Regions from separate parts of the Homo sapiens genome. Here region 1 is linked to region 2. Evidence: read pairs that join two places in POLR2A ChIA-PET (ENCODE). Cell type or tissue: PC-3. All regions are shown on one strand. Each heading gives the region's core, and the rest is flanking DNA. Links, peaks and the distances in the headings are about the cores only. Region 1 overlaps LOC105371840 (a long non-coding RNA gene). Region 2 overlaps CUEDC1 (CUE domain containing 1).

Region 1 (4,384 bases), core at 97-4,096, 120 kb after region 2:
AGAACGTCCATAAATAAGAGTACAGTCCTTCTCCCATGCCCTCTCTAGTTTACCATGATAAAGTGAGAGTCAATGAGGTGACAAAGCTGTGGAAGTCCTGGGGCACTGGATCAGTCAAGGTCCTGTCACTCAAGGCAGTGAGGCGGGTTGGACAAAGGGGCGATTTATAGGGCCAAGGGAAGCAACATTGGGCAGGGAGGCACCCAGGGCCAGCAACAACAGGGAGTCACTACCGCCTCTAGGCTGAAGGTGTAGGTGGGGAGCACTGACCAGATTCCAGGGACAGCCACGGCTGTTGGAGAGCTGCCTGTGACCGGAGCCTTGGCCACCCATCAGCCCAGCAGGATGGGAGATGACAGAATGAACATCTTGACTTTCTCTTCGTCCTTTCCATCTCTTATAAATGCTTCCCATTGGCCAAACCCAACTAGGAACCAGATGGCAAGGGAGCCTATTGGTATAGACCACATAAGGCAACCTCTTGGATCTCGGAGCAGAGTGGAGAAGTCTGGAGAGTGCAGCTGAAGGAGCCAACAGTGAATATCCCACAGACTTGTTCAGAATTACAACTCCAGGGTCCAAACCTATTAGAAGGCAATGTTCTCAAGGTAGATGGTTCATGGACCCCTGTCTCCACCAGCAAAAACAACTAAAGCCGATGTTCTATGCTTCAAGATGGGGTACTAGAATAACCCTCATGTATATGAGACTGGAAGTCTGCTCCCTAATGATGCTGATTAGGGAGCATCAATAAATCTTGTGACAGGGACAAGATTTATTGAAGTGTGAGTATTCTAAGGAACATTTTAGCTTGATAATCTCATATCTGGATCTTCTGGGTACAGTTTTTTTTGTTTTTTTTTTTTTTGAGATGGAGTCTTGCTCTGTCACTCGGGCTGGAGTGTAGTGGCGTGATCTTGGCTCCACCTCCCAGGTTCAAGTGATTCTCCTGCCTCAGCCTCCCAAGTAGCTGGGATTACAGGCACGTGCCACCATGCCTGGCTAATTTTTTTTTTTTTTTTTTTTGAGATGGAGTCTTGTTCCATCTCCAGGCTGAATCTCGGCTCATTGCAACCTCCAACTCCCGGGTTCAAGCGATTATCCTCCCTCAGCCTTCTGAGCAGCTAGGATTACAGGCACACACCACCATACCCAGCTAATTTTTGTATTTTTAGTAGAGATGGGGTTTCGCCATGTTGGCCAGGATGGTCTTGATCTCCTGGCCTTGTGATCCACCCACCTCGGCCTCCCAAAGTGCTGGAATTACCCACGTGAGCCACCAAGCCCAGCCTAATTTTGGTATTTTTAGTAGAGATGGGGTTTCACCATGTTGCCCAGGCTGGTCTCGAACTCCTGACCTCAAGCGATCCTCCTGCCTTGGGTCCTCCCAAAGTGCTAGGATTACAGGCGTGAGCCACTGCACCTGGCCTGGGGTACAGAATTGGGAGAATGATGGGAAGAAAGACTGGGAGAAGAGGGAAGGACCTGACACAAGAGGTAAAGTCAGCCTACATAATAAACAGCTCAGAAGGAGGGGGATATTTAGGTGCTGGACAGAGTACAAGAGCTTCAGGCATGTCAAAAGCCCTTAAGCAGCTGGCCGTGAGAGAATTAAGGAAAAAGTGGCTTTAGAAAAACATTGCCAAGTGTTTCTATCTCTTCAAAAGATACAACAAATACTTGGAATTTCTTTTAAAATTTCTTTCAGTTGCTGAACTATGTTCCTTTCTCTATGAGCCTCCAAGCAGAGTCTGGGCCATGTGGGCCCTCAACTGTTATTGGAGTCACAATAAAAGACCTTCTGGATGGTTCTGGCAACCAAGGACTGGCCAGAAAGCACTCCACACACCTCATCCTCTGTCCTCTGCATGATAGCACACAAGCCTGGAAGCTTCTGAGGACTTAGCTTCCTTCCAAGGGGTTGTAACCTTACCCAATGATTGCTGCAAAATGGAAGGGATGATTATTTTACCTTTGGCACAGAAGCCAGAGCAGGTAAACAAGTTGTTAGTCACTCAATAAGTCATCTACAGATGCAAGGAGACACAACCCAGGTCTCTGGACTCTGTGTGGCCTGCATTCTGCTCAGCTGGCTGGCTGCAAATTCTATTTCCTTCCCTTTCTAGGAAATGAAAATTCTCCCCTCTCCTTCCTGAGAAGGCTCAGGCCTGCTTGGTTTAGGTTTTCACCAAGGGACTGTGGGACAAGACCAGATTCTGAGCCTTTACAAAATCATTCCTTTAGTTCTTAGTTCCTTTCTTGAAAGCAGTTTAAAGTGTGCAGGGGCAGGAGACTAAGCCCTAGGACTAGGACTTGGGGGTTCTGAGCATGGGTGCATGACTATAACATGATCTGAATTTCCCAGCTATGCAGCATACTCTGTCAGATGTGGGCTCTGATCCGGATGAGATATTGCTCAATCTGGGCTAATAAGATATGGGGAGACATTGACTGAGGGGTTCTGGAAAGAAGTTTCTACTTTCTTCCATGATGACTATTTAAAAAGCAGCTTGCTGTCTCTCCTGAGAGTGAACAAAGTTGCAGACAGCTTTGGTTGCTGCTGGCAACCACATTGCAACCTAGAGGATTGAGAGTTTTAGGATGAAGTTGACATCATGGAAGACAGAGTGGAAAGACAAAAAGAAACAGCATAGAGCAGATGGATCAGATCTTGCATAAAGCCCACCCTACCTCAAACTTCTTTTTAATTGTAAAGGACCAATAGGTTGATTGTTTAAGCCAGTTTGAGTTGTGCTTTCTGCTACTGCAGTAAAAACCATCCATTATACTGATACATTATGGCAGCTCAGATTCTCCACGCTGTAGGCTCAGGAACAGGAAGGCACAGTCTGGTCTGAGAAGATTCTGTCCTGATGCAGGTAATGTGTTGCTCTTTCTTTGGTGGGTGGCAGAAAGGTCAGGCAAGTTCATCTTGCAGCTTGGGGAGAAGAAGTGATGAATTAGGTCATCTGGCAAAGGCATGGCTGAAAGGATGCCTCACGTACTTGAACATGATGCTCTGGGGGCTTAGAGGGCTTGGGCTGCCAGATCCATGTGGGCAGGTGTTCTTTGCCTGAGGTTCTTGAACTCCTAGGGTTCCATGGAAGAGTGTCAGGAAGTCCATGAAACCCTGAAACCGTATGAAGAATTTTGTATGTGTGCATTTTCATCAGGTTTTCAAAATGGAAGAATTACTGCCCTATGTTTAAATGGTATATGACCCTCTAAACCCATCTGCCTCCATTTCTCCTTGTCATCAGACAGGATGACTAGTCCTTTTTCTTCTTACTTTCCAGAAGGGATGAACATATGAAAGATCTTAGAGGGTGGATAAACCTATTAGATGGAAAACATCTTTTTTAAATTATCAGACAGAGCCAAGCTATGAGGAGAGGACTTCAGGGGTGTCCTGAAGTGAGAAAGTCCATCTGAAACTGAAGACAGCCAGGAGCATAGATGAAGAAGAATGACAAAAGTCAGACATGTCCTTTCTGTAGGAAATCCAGGTACTTGGATACACATGAACATATACGCTGCATGTCATGTATGTATATGGAATAACAACGTTTGCATTGTCTGATGGTTTCCAACAAGTATTTTCATAACATTGCCTCATTTGGTCTTCATACAGACAATGGGAGCTGGGTCTCACACTTTTCCCCAAGGTTCAGGAGGTGAAGTGCCTTCTTCACCATCTCTCCGTAAATGGTGATGCTGTAAATGAAATTCACGTATTCTGTTTCCTTACCTGGTGCACTAAGCCCTATATTAGTCTAAACCTGGCTGACCATCAGTATCACCTGGCTGCTTCTTTAAAATGCTTGGGCTCCACACCAGTTCTAGAAATTCTGATTCAGGATGTCTAGGACAGGGCCTGGGTATTTGCATTTCTGGAAGCACCCCAAGTGAAACTGAAGACTATTTAGGTTTTTAGAATTTGGCCCTTGCAGGGGTTGGTGCATTGATACAGTGGACTCTTAAAAGATGGGCAGCTGGGTATGGTGGCTCACACCTGTAATTTCAGCATTTTGGGAGGCCAAGGTGGGAGGATAGCTTGAGCCCAGCAGTTCAAGACCAGCCACGGCAACATAAGGAGACCTCGTCTCTACAGAAAATTAAAAAAAAAAAAAAATTAGCCAGGGTGGCACACAGCTGTGGCCCAGCTACCCAGGAGGCTGAGGTGGGAGGATCGCTTGAGCCTGGGAGATCGAGGTTGCAGTAAGCAGAGACTGTGCCACTGCACTCCAGCCTGGGTGACAGAGCAAGACTCTGTTTCCAAAAAAAAAAGGCAAAAGTAGCAAATCTCTAGTGGTGGAATTTCAGGCTTTGAGGCAGACAAATGGATGCAGGATATATTTTGGGGAAGGGAGACATCTTGTTATGA
Region 2 (4,384 bases), core at 168-4,167:
CTAATCAAAAAAGCTGGGCAAGTTCATGAGCCCCCCTCCACCCCAATTTCAGATGAAGAAGCCACTTTCATCTCCCCCAGTTCAACAGCATATGACAAGGGAGAATTTGCAAAGGGAGGAAGGGACAGAAGAGATGGGAATCCAGGAGGACCCAGCCACCTGATCTAGCCTTGGAACGAGACTGCTCTCTGCCAGCTGTGGGGAAAGCTTGCTGAGTTGCAGGGATGCAGGGCTAGGTATACTCATACTTCCTCAGCCCCACCTCTCCCGGCCAGACTGGAAGGCATGAAGCTGGGGTCTTCAGCAGTAAACTCTAGTCTACCAGATCGGATGCTGCATTCCCCAGGCCGACAGTGACTCGAGAACAAATGAACACAGGCCCAGAACACCTCTATTTGGAGCCCGACTTATGGGCTGGGATCTTTCTCCCTACACCTCCTTCAAGACTCCCCAGGAGCATCTGGGGACCTGGCTGAGAGAGGCCAGCCCAATGTTAACAGATGCAGTCATATCTGCCTCCTGCTCCCCTCCCCATCCTGCTCACCACCTCTTCAGACAAGGCAAAGAGGAATGCAGTGTCAAGAAAGAATATTTAAAGCCAAGGTGGGAGGACTGCTTGAGCCCAGGAGTTTGAGACCAGCCTGGGCTGGGCAACATAGTGAGACCTCTTCTCTACAATATAAAAATAAAGGCCAGGTGCGGTGGCTCACACCTCTAATCCCAACACTTTGGGAGGCCAAGGCAGGAGGATCATGAGGTCAGGAATTCAAGACCAGCCTGGCTAGTATGGTGAAAGCCCGTCTCTACTAAAAATACAAAAATTAGCCAGGCGTGGTGACACGTGCCTATAGTCCCAGCTACTCGGGAGGCTGAGGCAGGAGAATTGCTTGAACCCAGGAGTCGGAGGTTGCAGTGAGCCAAGATCACACCACTGCACTCCAGCCTGGGAAACAGAGCAAGACTCCGTCTCAAAAATAAAAATAAAAATAGCCGGACATGGTGGTGCACACCTGTAGTCTCAGCTACTTGGGAGGCTGAGGCAGGGGTATAGCTTGAGCCCACAAATTCCAGGTTATAGTGAGCCATTACTGTGACACTGTACTCCAGCCTAGGCAATATAGCAAGACCCTGTCTCTCTAAAAAAAAAAAAAAAAAAAAAAAAAAAGGAAAGAAAGACAATATTTGGATATGAACCCCTATCTTTTTTAAGAAGTGGAAGTGCATTTGCTATCTACTCATTCCTTAACAGATACATAGAGAATACTTAGAGGGGCAGACATGCCATCCTTCCCGATTGTTTTTTTGAGACAGAATCTCACTCTGTTGCCCAGGCTGGCATGCAGTGGCGTGATTTCGGCTCACTGCAGCCTCTACCTCCCAGATTCAAACAATTCTCATGCCTCAGCCTCCCGAGTAGCTGGGATTACAGGCATGCCCCACCATGCCCAGCTAATTTTTGTATTTTTAATAGAGACAGGGTTTCGCCATGTTGCTCAGGCTGGTCTCGAACTCCTGAGCTCAGGTGATCCACCTGCCTCAGCCTCCCAAAGTGCTGGGATTACAGGCATGAGCCACCACACCCAGCCCGTTCCCCATTTTTATACTTGGGTTAAGCTCACAGACAAAATGATGGGGATAGAATCCAGGGACCAAGCTCCCCAAGACAGCAAAGGCTATTCAAGTGCCCGCAATCAGCTTTCTTACTAAAACTCACTGACTAATACACAAGAATGCAAACTGCCAATGTGTTTACCTTACATTTAATGAATGGTTTAGTGTTTTCTCTGAGATTTTACTTATTTGATATTCCATGACAACAGGATGAGCAATCCTTAAAGACCTGCTTCAGGCAGCCCTGGCTGGCTTGCTGAAATCAGTGTAGAGCAGTGAAGGCTTCCATCCTGAGTGACCAGCGTGACAGTGATTTTTTTTTTTAAGCTTCCCTCCCTTCCATTAGACACACACACACACACACACACACACAAACACACACACACACACCCTGTTGCCTAGAGACTGGACACATTCCTGGTGCTTACTCTTCTTTTCATTCTCCAGAAGCAGGAGCTTTAGAAACTGGGGCCTCCAGGAAATATGCCTGGGGCCGGGGTGAAGGGGGTCCAGGAGTGACATTTCCTCATAGCCAGGCCCGCCCCATCCCCGCTGCCCTCCCTTTCCTCCCGAGGTTTGAAAAGCCCCAGCAGGCTGGAACTGAAAGGCTTCCACAGGGAACAAAACAAGGCCCCCTTTGAAAGCCTGTGTTTACCCCGGGTGCAGCCAGGGGTTGCCATGGCCACGGTCCACCTTGGCGGGCCAGGCCCGCCTGGAGCAGCCTCAGCGCCTGGCCGTCCCACCCCAATTCCTTCCTAGGGGACCCTACTGGCACCCCTCTCCTGGGCCCCCTTGACTGCTGGAAGCATGGATTTTCATCAAGTCCCCCAAGCTGAAAACATAATCCTGGAGAGACTGAAAGAGGATTAAGCCTCCCTCTGGGGCTCCTGAGAGAAAGACCAGGGGACTTGACCAGCCCTGTCCACACCCACCTCCGCTGTTGCTGTCCTGTCTCCTGGGCCAGTGACCCACCCGCTGCTAATGAGAATGACTTATTTATGTCATTCATTATCGCTATGTCCTGGAGCCAAGCAGCATCAGGGGAGGCCAGACCAGGAGTGGGGCAAAGAGGAAAGGGAGGGTCTCTCCTCTCAGCCTCAACCTGAATCTGTCAGGCCCTGTGGGCTGCGGGAAACCACAGAGGCCTTGTGACCCAAGGACAAAAGCGGCTGAGGACATGGCAGGACAGTGTGGACTCCCAGGGCCCCTGAGTGCACAAGCCTGGCCAGGGAAGCTCAGCCCTCCCTGGCTCCACATTCCTCCTTTGGCCCTTCCCCAGGAGAAGCCAGAGGGAGCAGAGGCTCTAAATAATTCAGCCCTCCAATTGCTCTGTGGTCAGAGCTTCTTCATTTATTTTTTAACTCTCCAGGCTCCACAGTTTCGCAATGGAAGCACTCTAATCCCAGCCCTCACAACCAGGTGCCTCTCAAGCCCCCAGCCCAGGATGGCAGGGAAGGAGGCACCCAACTTCTAGGATTCTGCAGACTCATCCCTAAGGTTCAACACATCTTGAGGCCTCAGGGACAGTGGCTGGGATGCAGATGGGCAGCGGGAGGAGAGGAGGCAGTGCTGGCTCCAGGGCTGTTTCCACAGAGCATGGCACTACTGTGCTGGCAGAACTGGATTAATAGAAAGACCTGAGCCGCAACCCGGGTGAGGCTCAGATCCACCTCTGTCAGCAGCTCCACTCTCCTGCGCACTGCTCCTCTAGCCTCCTATCTATCCTTTCTCAGGGCTTCTTCCTGCACCCCCAGCCCATCCCGCCCCCATACAGCCCTCCACGTTCATTCACACTTTTTTTTTTTTTGAAACGGTGTCTCGCTGTATCACCACGCTGGAGTACAGTGGCGTGATCTCGGCTCACTGCAACCTCCGCCTCCTGGGTTCAAGCGATTCTCCTGCCTCAGCCTCCCAAGTAGCTGGAACTACAGGCATACACCACCACGTCAAGCTAATTTTTGTATTTTTAGTAGAGACAGGGTTTCACCATGTTGGCCAGGATGGTCTCCATCTTTTGACCTCGTGATCTGCCCACCTCGGCCTCCCAAAGTGCTGGGATTACAGGTGTGAGCCACCGCACCCAGCCCTCATTCTTACTCTTAAAGGGCCTGGGCACCCTGCCATGGTTCCCTGGAATCAGCCTGGCCTCAGCTTCTATTAATAATATTAGTTAACATTTGATTGCACATTCATTTCATGTGATCCTCACAGTAACCACACAAAGCAGGTACTATGGATATCCTCATTTCACAAATGAGGAAACTAAAACTCAGGGAGGTTTAGAAATCTGCCCAGAGGCCTGGCGTGGTGGCTCACACCTGTCATCCCAACACTTTGGGAAGCCGAGTTGGGAGGATCACTTGAGCCCAGGGGTTCAAGACCAGCCTGGGAAACATGGTGAAATCTCATCTCTACAAAAAATACAAAAATTAGTGAGATGTGGCAGCATGCACCGGTAGTCCCAGCTACTCAGGAGGCTGAGGCAGGAGGATGCTTGAACCTGGGAGGTCTAGGTTGCAGTAAGCCGAGACTGTGCCACTGCACTCCAGCCTGGGTGACAAAGTGAGACCCTGTCTCAAAAAAAAAAAAACAGAAAAAGAAAAAAATCTGCCTAGAGGCTGGGCACAGTGGCTCCTGCCTATAATCTCAACACTTTAGGAGATTGGTAGGATCACCAGCCTGGGCAACATAGCAAGACCCTATCTCTACAAATAATTTTTAAAATTAGTCAGGCATGGTGGTGAGTGCCTGTAGTCCCAGCTACTCAGGGAAG

What was found. Peaks named below come from ENCODE experiments on the same cell type or tissue, not always from the same donor. Only the 100,000 strongest peaks of a DNase experiment are listed, where the experiment ranks them.
Region 1: POLR2A ChIA-PET joins it to region 2 with 6 read pairs; 2 of 35 experiments call an interaction of 5 or more read pairs at or near these places.

What each region holds. Positions count from the first base shown.
Region 1 is chr17:58,054,675-58,059,058 of GRCh38, forward strand. All of the region lies in intron 2 of LOC105371840 (a long non-coding RNA gene), which reads right to left. Among named protein-coding and RNA genes, the nearest start is that of DYNLL2-DT, 26 kb to the right of the region's middle. In PC-3, for the core only: no CTCF peak of the experiment used is centred there; a DNase peak (open chromatin) is centred at 1,977.
Region 2 is chr17:57,933,422-57,937,805 of GRCh38, forward strand. The region is part of intron 1 of CUEDC1 (CUE domain containing 1); the gene reads right to left. Among named protein-coding and RNA genes, the nearest start is that of CUEDC1, 20 kb to the right of the region's middle. In PC-3, for the core only: no CTCF peak of the experiment used is centred there; a DNase peak (open chromatin) is centred at 1,850; H3K4me3 peaks cover 736 bases; H3K27ac peaks cover 2,590 bases.